Regions from separate parts of the Homo sapiens genome. Here region 1 is linked to region 2. A link is a contact called in ENCODE Hi-C or POLR2A ChIA-PET data. All regions are on one chromosome and are shown on one strand. The core of a region is the stretch at or near the end of the contact, and the rest is flanking DNA. Distances in the headings are between cores, read along the strand shown. Region 1 overlaps TCF4 (transcription factor 4). Region 2 overlaps TCF4 (transcription factor 4).

Region 1 (4,426 bases), core at 1,051-3,550, 110 kb before region 2:
AACCTGTTCTTGCTAGTGCGTCCAAGTGTGGAAAGCAAAGATTAGTTTTAAATCTTCCGGGTCAAAACTGTTTTGGCTTTTTTCTAGAGCTGATAATAAGTAGTATAGTTTTCTGTGTACCATGTGTAAGAGAAGAGAAAAGGTCTGACTTTATGTTAGATAATCCATAATTCGGTTGCTCTGTCCCACTATATGGAGACCAAAGTCACACTAAATGGATGCCTTGGGTAGGGGAGAAGGATGTAGCCTTTCAATCAGACTTCTTAGCTGCACTAGTCACATGGCTAGCCTGGGGCAGGTATTTAAACTTGCTATACCTAAGTCTCCTCATCTATTAATTGACATTAATATCAGCACCTTCTTCATAGGGTTTGTAAGGATTGAATAATTTAATGTATGTAAGACACTTAGAAGAGTGTCTTAAATAATGTGAGCACCTTCTTCATTAACATTAGCACATATTTCATATGATTTTGTGAGGATTAAATAATTTAATGTATGTAAGACACTTATAAGAGTGTGTTAAATTACAGACTGTGCTCAGTAAATGTTGTCTAATATTATTTTTAAACTGATGGTTATTAGCCAAGCTATACCATATCTTCAACTTTGGGTGCACAAGAGTGGGCAGTATCTTTGAAGAGGTCGTTGTTTCTCAATCTGTGGGTCAAGTATTCTTAGGGAAACTTTTCATTTTGGTCCAACTCATAACTTTAGTGACATTAGTCTTTGCAATTTCCTGCTGAGAAGAGAAGGTAGCCTTTCTATTTTTTTTAAGTTTTCAAAGCCTAATTTTATATTAAAAGAAAACAAGGTATTAAAACCACGTATTTCTTTTAACTTATTAAAAGGAAATAACACAGTAACATTAATAAAAAGTTACAAAATGGCACAGTAACATTAATAAAATGTTACATTGTCTTTTTATTCTATAGCGTGAATGGAAGAAATAAAGTAACTTTTCTAGAGCTACAAAGTAGTTAATGGTGGCAAAGATTCACTCTCTGGCAATGTGTCTTGTTTCACAAAGTAATACAAGTTCAACACAGTATAGAATTGCCTTTGATTTCAAATGGTAACAGCATTTATTGGATTATTTTTGTAGATGTTCAATGCCACAAGTAAAATGAAGTTTTCTCTTTAAAAGGATGATAGATGTGGCAGACCCATCACTGGGTCCCTGGACAGTGGTAACATGATGGGGTTTAAAGTCCTTTTTGAAATAGCCAGGTTAATCTGCATAAAGGCTATGGTGCTTCATTAAGCTTTTTGAAAACTTTCTGGGGTAGGCCAAGTGGCTATTTGTATCAGTTAAACGTAAGTACAACTACTTAAAATAACATTTCTTCCCACTTGTGCTTGAGTCTGGGTCTATATTTTTCCTGATAATAACAGGATAAAATGAATCATTTGATTCCATATTCCAAGAAAAACGTGTCCATTAGGTAGAGGAAGCTCTTAGAAATTATCTCCAAGAGTGGCTTGTTTTGTACCTGTCATATTTATTATAAGGTAAAGGGAGATGTAGACTGGTGGGGGTGATGGTAGTAAATTGAAATGAGTTGCCAGCTGTGTTGCCCAGGCTGGTCTTGAACTCCTGGGCTCAAGCCATCCCACCAGAGAAGGTTCTTAAACCTTTTGCTTTCCATTGGGCATCTTTATCTACATTTTACCTCATCAAGCTCATCAAGTGAATCAGACGCTTTGACTCAGTCATAACATGTTGATGGAGAGTCACTTAGTTGGAAAATATAGACAAGAAGATGGGCTCTGGGAAGAACTGGTAGGTAGGCAATGGCTCTGAAAGTGTGGGGCCCTGGTTTACAGTGTAATGACACCCACCATTTAGTGCCTCAGCCATTATTCAAGTGTGCTGTGCCTTTCCTACTGGCCACGTTAATGAGAGGGTGGAGATAGCAAGTTCCTGCTGAAATTTTCACAGGAAAGCTAAGCCCTTAAATGATGTTTTGAAGGAATGGTTTCTCTACCATCTGTAAAAAAGGCTTGATTAATTATTTTGGTGGCAGAAACTATATGCTGTGCTTCAGGTTAAACAGCAGGAACATATTGAGGTTCTTGGGAAGAGTTTTCCTACAGCCATCAAATAGGTGTCCACACAGGTTAACCGGACTGTGCAATAAGAATGTGGGACATTGGCATGCCAGTGTGAAGTCTGGAAAAGTCGGATGTGATATATGCAAGTGGAAGAGAACTGAAACTATGAAGAGTCATTTGGAAAGCCCCAGTTGTGAGTTTGTGATAGTTGAGAAATGGCACCTCCTCTTTGCATACTTAGGTTTGAGCAGGAAACAAAGAAGTGACTTGAAGTCATGTTATGAAAAGAAGAATTGGGTTGGAGGTCAGACTCTGGATTCTAGACCTGATTCTGAGTTAACTAACATTTTAGCCTAGTTTCAGGCACTCCCCAGTGGCCCAATGAGCCACCCCTTCTTGCAGGCCTCAAAATGCACTGTGATAAAACTGCATAGTATTTTCTTTTCCTTATTTTCATGTTCTAAGAAATATTATTGTCCGGGCACGGTGGCTTACACCTGTAATCCCAGCACTTTAGGAGGCCGAGGCAGGCAGATCTCTTCAGCCCAAGAGTTCAAGACCAGCCTGGGCAACATGGTGAGACCCTGTCTCTAATAAAAATAGAAAAAGACAAAACCCTGGTGTGGTGATGCATGCCTGTGGTCTGAGCTACTCAGGAGGCTGAAGTGGGAGGATCCCTTGAGCCCTGGGGGTGGAGGTTGCAGTGAGCTGAGATCCCGCCGCTGCATTCAAGACTGAGTGACAGAGTGAAACCCTGTCTAAAAAAAAAAAAAAAAAAAAAAGGAGAAGAAAATATAATAAAAATAATACATGGATACTTTCTTAAAATATCAGACACTTGAGAATGTTGAGTAAAATATAAAAGGACTTAATCTGGAGATCATTGCCTTAGTTATAACATAGAACCTTTCTACTTAGGAGAATTTCCCTCTCTCCTACTCCCTATTTGTAAAAATTTTCTTTTGTGGCTTCAGTCAAGTTTCATACTTTTAAATGTTTTTGTTAATTTTATTCTTTGTGTTTTTTTCCTAAACTGTATTTTTGTTCCATTATGATTTTTTCATTGGTTAGCTGAGGTATAGGAAAGTTGTCTTTTTTATTGTCTGTTAATCTTATAACCCGTAACTCCAGAACTTTCTTACTAGCCTCTGGTAGTTTTTTTTAGTTGTTTAAGATTTTTTAGGAAGAAAATCATTGGCAAATATTGGGAGTGTTGTCTCTTAAAGTGTCTTTCTGTTATATTTTCCTTGTGCTAGTACATTGGCAAAGACTTACAGGAGAGTGTTAAGAGAATAGTGGAATACAGGTCAGCTTCGCATTTTGTTGACTTGAGCAAAGAATCTTCTAGTGTTTCATTATTAAATAAGTTTTCTGTAGGCATCTAGTAGATTAAGAAAACTTTCTTATGATCCACCACTTCTTAAAATGAATGTGTGTGTTCAAACTAAAGAGATATATGTATATAGTAGAAATATATGTGTATGCTTGTGTGCATGTGTGTGTATAAACTTTAAATCATCCTCTCAAAATTCCTGAAGTAAAAGTCTATTTTGTTGTTTTATGTGGAATTTTATTTTATTTAAATTTTTATATTTATATATTTTATTTAAAATTTTCATGAAATGGCCAAGCAGGGTTTAATATAAAATGGAAACAGGGTTTATCTCAGAAATTTGGTGGCTAAATTCCTTGTATCCCGTCTTATCTAGGGATGTTGTTTGTTTCAAGGTTCTACCTTGAGAGGAGCCTGTCATTTTCTTTTTTGTGTGCTGCTTTGCCTAGTTGACATCTTGGCTTTATGTGCTCCTGTTGAATGCATTGGGAAATTTTCTTTCTTCTTTCTATGTCCTGAAATAGCTTATATAAGAGGGGAATTTTTGATATTTGGGGGAAATTGCATGGGACTTTTTTTTTTTTTTTTTTTTTTTTAGACAGGGCCTCACTCTATCCTCAAAACTGGAATGGAGTGCAGTGGTGTGATCATGGCTCACTGCAGTCTCTACCACCTGAGTAGCTGAGACTATAGGCACATGCCACCAATCCCACTAATTTTTGTATTTTTTTGTGGAGGCGGAGTTTCGCCATGTTGCTCATGCTGGTCTTGAACTCCTGGACTTAGCCATCTGCCTGCCTTAGCCTCCCAAACTGCTGGGATTACAAATGTGAGCCACCGCGCCTGGCAAGACTAGTACTTCAGAACTGGATTTTTTACTAATTTTTCCATTTCTGTTTCTTTGTGTTTCAATTGTGATAGTTTTTGTTATCCTAGAAAACATCCATTTTCCAGACTTTAAAATTTGCTACATAAAATTATACATACTTTCTCTTGTTTTAAAAAACTCCTTATCTATTTAGCAAATATATTTTGTAA
Region 2 (4,272 bases), core at 59-2,558:
CATTAGATTGAACAAGGGTTCAAACAGACCAAAACTATCTTGTTCCTCACATTCAAAAAGAGTGAACAAAGTCATAAGATGAGCCATCAGTGACTAGTGAGCTACAAAGCAGAATAGCTCTTAATGGTAGTTATTGACCACTTCCCAAAATTCCAGTCATTGTGCTAGGCTCTTATCCATGATGTGCCACTGTCTTCCGAGGACTGGTTAATGTGAAATTCTCAGGTGACTGCTAATAACTACATGAGGTTAATCTCCTGGAGAATGTGACACTGTGGAGTCCCTCAGAGGGGAAGAAGTATTTGTTCACTTATGAGAGAGGAGATGCGTGGGCATCAGTTGGCCAGAAATTATTTGCTGCTTTTTTAAATTAATTAATTAATTAATTTTTACCAAGGACATTTACTAATGAGTTAAGGTCCAAGAAGAATGCTGTTCCCATGAACTGAGCCATCATCCTCTCATTTCTTGTGATGTTCACTGTAGTCTTTTCCATAGGTGGTTCCCCAGTCAGTATTCCCACTTTGAGGAATGAACTGGGCTGGATGTCCAGCTGCCCCTGGAGGGAAGAGGTGGAGTTGGTGGGGAGATAGCTACCTGCTTCTGAACCAGCTTTGACACCTTGTTGTTCAGATGAGCAGCACAGCTTAGTGCCCCAGGGTCTTATTAAAACCTCAGACTTCTCAGGTAGTCACTTTCTGCGGTTATAGCTCAAACTAACTCCTTGCTTGGCCTGAATGTCACTGTCAGAGCGTCGGTGGGGAGAATACTCAGTGTATGTCTTTGAGAGAAGATGGCGCAACAGAATAATGCTGCTGTTGAGTCCTCTTAGCTCTTTGCACTTGTTTTCTTTAGAGAGTGTGTAGAATTTGGGGAAGTGGCGTGAATCACTTATGTAGGAAAGTTTTTGATGTTGGAGGAGAGATGTGTTTTGAAATGTTGGAAATATAATTTCTGCCTCAATAATGCCCTCCCTGCGTATTCAATAATATATCTCACACTTGAGATGAGCTATCTCGCAGCCTCTCCACTCCGCTATCCTGTCTAAGAAGCAAATTGAGGAGAGAGTTTCCATTTTTTTTAACTTTTCCTAACCAAGCTTCTACAAATATGTTGCATCAGTTTGACCTTGGAGAGCTACAGACAGAGGTCACATGGGGAAGTTTGTTAGCTATCAATGCAGTTTTGGCAGATTTGAAAAACAAGAAGAAAGAAAGCAGTGCAGAACTGAAAGAGTGAGAAAAGCATATTTCACTTCAGTGTGGTTTGACAAATGGAAAGCCCCTTTCTGCAGTCATGAGGTCTGGTTATAAAGAAGGATGACCGGTCATTCATCCTTTTACAAGACAGATTTCCTGTCTACTTGTGGTTTGAGTAATTTTCTTTTTTAGGAAGGTATGAAGGTGGAGCAGAACCTTGAGTTGAGGAAAACATACTTAGGCTCTGTTTGAAAAAAAACTTTTTCTGATTGATTTGCAAAACAGTCCTCTTGAGAGAGAGGCACTATGACTTGGAAGGGACATATCAGGAAATAGGGTGGTTATCTCCATGAGCTGTAGACAGCTTAGCCACAGCTCTCAGTGGGAATGAGTTTTGCTTGGTTTTAGCTGGTCATCTTCATTAGTTTGTGGATGAACAGGAGAATCTACTTGTTGGTCTAGCCAGAGTGGAGCAATAGGTGACTTCTATATGCTGAGAATAGACTTAACTTGTTAAAAACCATAGGGCCTTATTTAAGGGTCTTGACAATAATAAAGGAGCTATAATTTAAAAACAAAAGTATGAGATTTTTAGAACCCAGAAAAGGGCTTTTTAGAAATTTATTTCATACATTATTTTACAATAATGGATGCACTTGTCAAAATCCACTAGCGGAATGAGAAAAAGATGCATAATCTTTAAGGAAATAGGTAGACATGGTAATTCAGCATTTTGGAGGAGCAAACCTTTATTATTATGCATAGATACAGATATTACTTTAAGGTTACTTTAAGGGAGAACATTCTAGAATGTTTTTCTTTAAAATAATATGTTCACCAATTGCGTACGTGAAAATGCAGAGGAAAATTTAAGCATAATAAGCCTTAGTATTGCGTGATGTCTGAGTGGCCCATGTTTTTTCACACTTAAGTTCTCTTAGGCTTTGGTTTGATTTTTTGAGTGTGGTAGAAGTCAGTGATGGCAGCGTGTCTGTATAACAAGAAGAGAAGCTTTCTCTTCTGATGTTAGTGATACTACCCTAACAAACAGTATGGATTAATAGGATACATCTGCAGACTTTTGAAAATATTTGGCATATACTCACTCATTCTGAAACGCAGGAAGTAAAGAAATATTACGTTGCCTGTATCTCAAAGAACAAACAGAGCTAATTAAATAATTGGCAAATAGGGAACACATAGCCTGACACATGTTTGAGATTACACACGATTCTGTAGAAAATGACTGTAAGCAATACTAATGCCTTAAGAATGGGGTTCGAGCACTAACACATGGACATCACATTTTTCACGTTTTCCTGGTAAAAAGTTGCAAGACAGTGCAGTCTTTTCATACATGGTGTTGATGTCTTAGGAAGCTGCTTTTTCAGTTCAGAAGAGGGCTGCTGCCCTTCGTCTCAGTGTCATGTTATAATATGTCTTTCTGGTGGTCAGCAGTTGTCCTGAACTGACACTAGAACAACGCAGTGCATGTGGGGTGAGATACAAGCTCTAGAACTCTCGGAAGGGAACCTCTCTGTAACCACATTCCCTTTCTTCTTCTGTTCTCTGCATCTCAAAGGTGGAAGATGCCCACTGAGGTTTGCTGTTTGTTTGGCTTGGGGGAGTGACCAGGTGTTTCTTGTTTTGTTTTCTTTTGCCCTATAATACCCAATATCATTTTTTGAGAAATCCATAAGAAGGATAAAGCTTACTTGGATTACATTAATGAGAGATTTTTTTTTTTTCATGACACATTCATCCATGGATTTTCAAGAGAATTGTAGAACAAGGTATTTTACTCATTGCATACAGTCCACTACTTTTCTCAAGCCTTGCTGGCAAACTCTGGAGATCATATTAGACCTTTCTGAATTGAAAAGGTCATCTAATTAGCCCTCCAATTAGAGGAATATAATGTATGGGACACAGCATGGATTCACAGTAGTTCAGCTGGTGGCGCACCCAGTTAAGGAAAGAAGCTGTCAGGGGTCTTTGGGAGTTACCAGCATCAGCACCTTCTACTCAGTTCTTCAAACTTTTTCAATGTTATGCCACTGGGTATTCTCAGAAGCAGTGCAGTTCAGTGCCTCTGCATCTGAGCATACATACGGAGGAGGAAGTGTAGTAAGTTATTAGATACCAGCTATAGAGAATAGGAATGTCTGCAGGATATTAACCATACACATTTGGTTAGCCACATACTTCCTTCCTATTTGCAATAATATCCAGTAGCCCTTCCTGATGGAAAGAAGTAAGAGGACCTCCTACCATAGCACAGACCACTGAGACTGCTCAAGGGTGAGAATGCGTCGTCTCCCCATTGGGACATACCATCTGTATACATTCACAGGGTGTGACCCTTTGTGGTTTGAGGCTACACACACTCCCTTGCCCTCAGAGAGAACTGGTCATATAACTAACATAATGGTTATAATAACTATTATTGTTTTATTAGTCTTTAACTGGCCTGCATTCTAATACGTGGTCTTTTCCACGTTTTTAAACCTCAAACCAAACAGGGTTGAAGGAACAGACTACCAAGATTGATTTAATACACCATATGCTAAAGATTACCCTGGAATATCTATCTGGTTCATGAATTAATCTGGCTTAGAACTTTAACTTCGAATGACATGTTAGTATGTGGCTTGTCTAGTAGAAACATTATGTCCTTTTCTCTTTGAGGACTTGGTTTCACAGTAATTTTATTATTAGAGTAGTCACATAATGTTCACTTTATATTTTACAAGAATATTGAGCCTTGAAGTAGTCAGGCGATGAACAAGCACAGAGCATAAGAGTAATAAGAATTGTATCCAGCAATGTGAAGGCATCTTAGTTACCAAGACCACCAGCAGAGAACAATAAACTAGTTTGATTTAAATCTCCTCCATTTCCTGTGCACGATCAGGAAGCCCAACTTCCCCCTGAATTCCTAGGAATCCCTCCTGTTAAAAAATAGTGCATTGTAGTCTATATACTTGCGTTTGTATTTTAAAATGGTTGTAGTAGGAGTGCTGGAAATGTTCCTTCTTTTTGTCATCTTTATAGATAAGCACATGGCATTGTT

What was found. A loop is a pair of places that touch in the nucleus more often than their neighbours do. ChIA-PET counts read pairs that join two places held with the same protein, here RNA polymerase II (POLR2A). Pooled maps may share reads with other maps.
Region 1: a map with no recorded cell type shows a loop between it and region 2 (7-fold over the local background). The contact joins two enhancer-like sites. A Hi-C loop is called at or near these places in 5 of 37 single-sample maps with no recorded cell type and 3 of 50 pooled maps. POLR2A ChIA-PET finds 5 or more read pairs at or near these places in 1 of 52 experiments (activated CD4-positive, alpha-beta T cell).

Annotation. Positions count from the first base shown.
Region 1 is chr18:55,374,430-55,378,855 of GRCh38, reverse strand. All of the region lies in intron 6 of TCF4 (transcription factor 4), which reads left to right. Among named protein-coding and RNA genes, the nearest start is that of TCF4-AS1, 76 kb to the left of the region's middle. Within about 2 kb of position 2,300, at least 2 of the 41 ENCODE cell types and tissues checked have a DNase peak (open chromatin) inside an H3K27ac peak, as active enhancers do.
Region 2 is chr18:55,265,332-55,269,603 of GRCh38, reverse strand. All of the region lies in intron 11 of TCF4 (transcription factor 4), which reads left to right. Among named protein-coding and RNA genes, the nearest start is that of LINC01929, 140 kb to the right of the region's middle. RefSeq lists enhancers at 1-402, 1,014-1,063, 1,114-1,343, 2,733-2,842 and a silencer at 604-653. Within about 2 kb of position 1,308, at least 4 of the 41 ENCODE cell types and tissues checked have a DNase peak (open chromatin) inside an H3K27ac peak, as active enhancers do.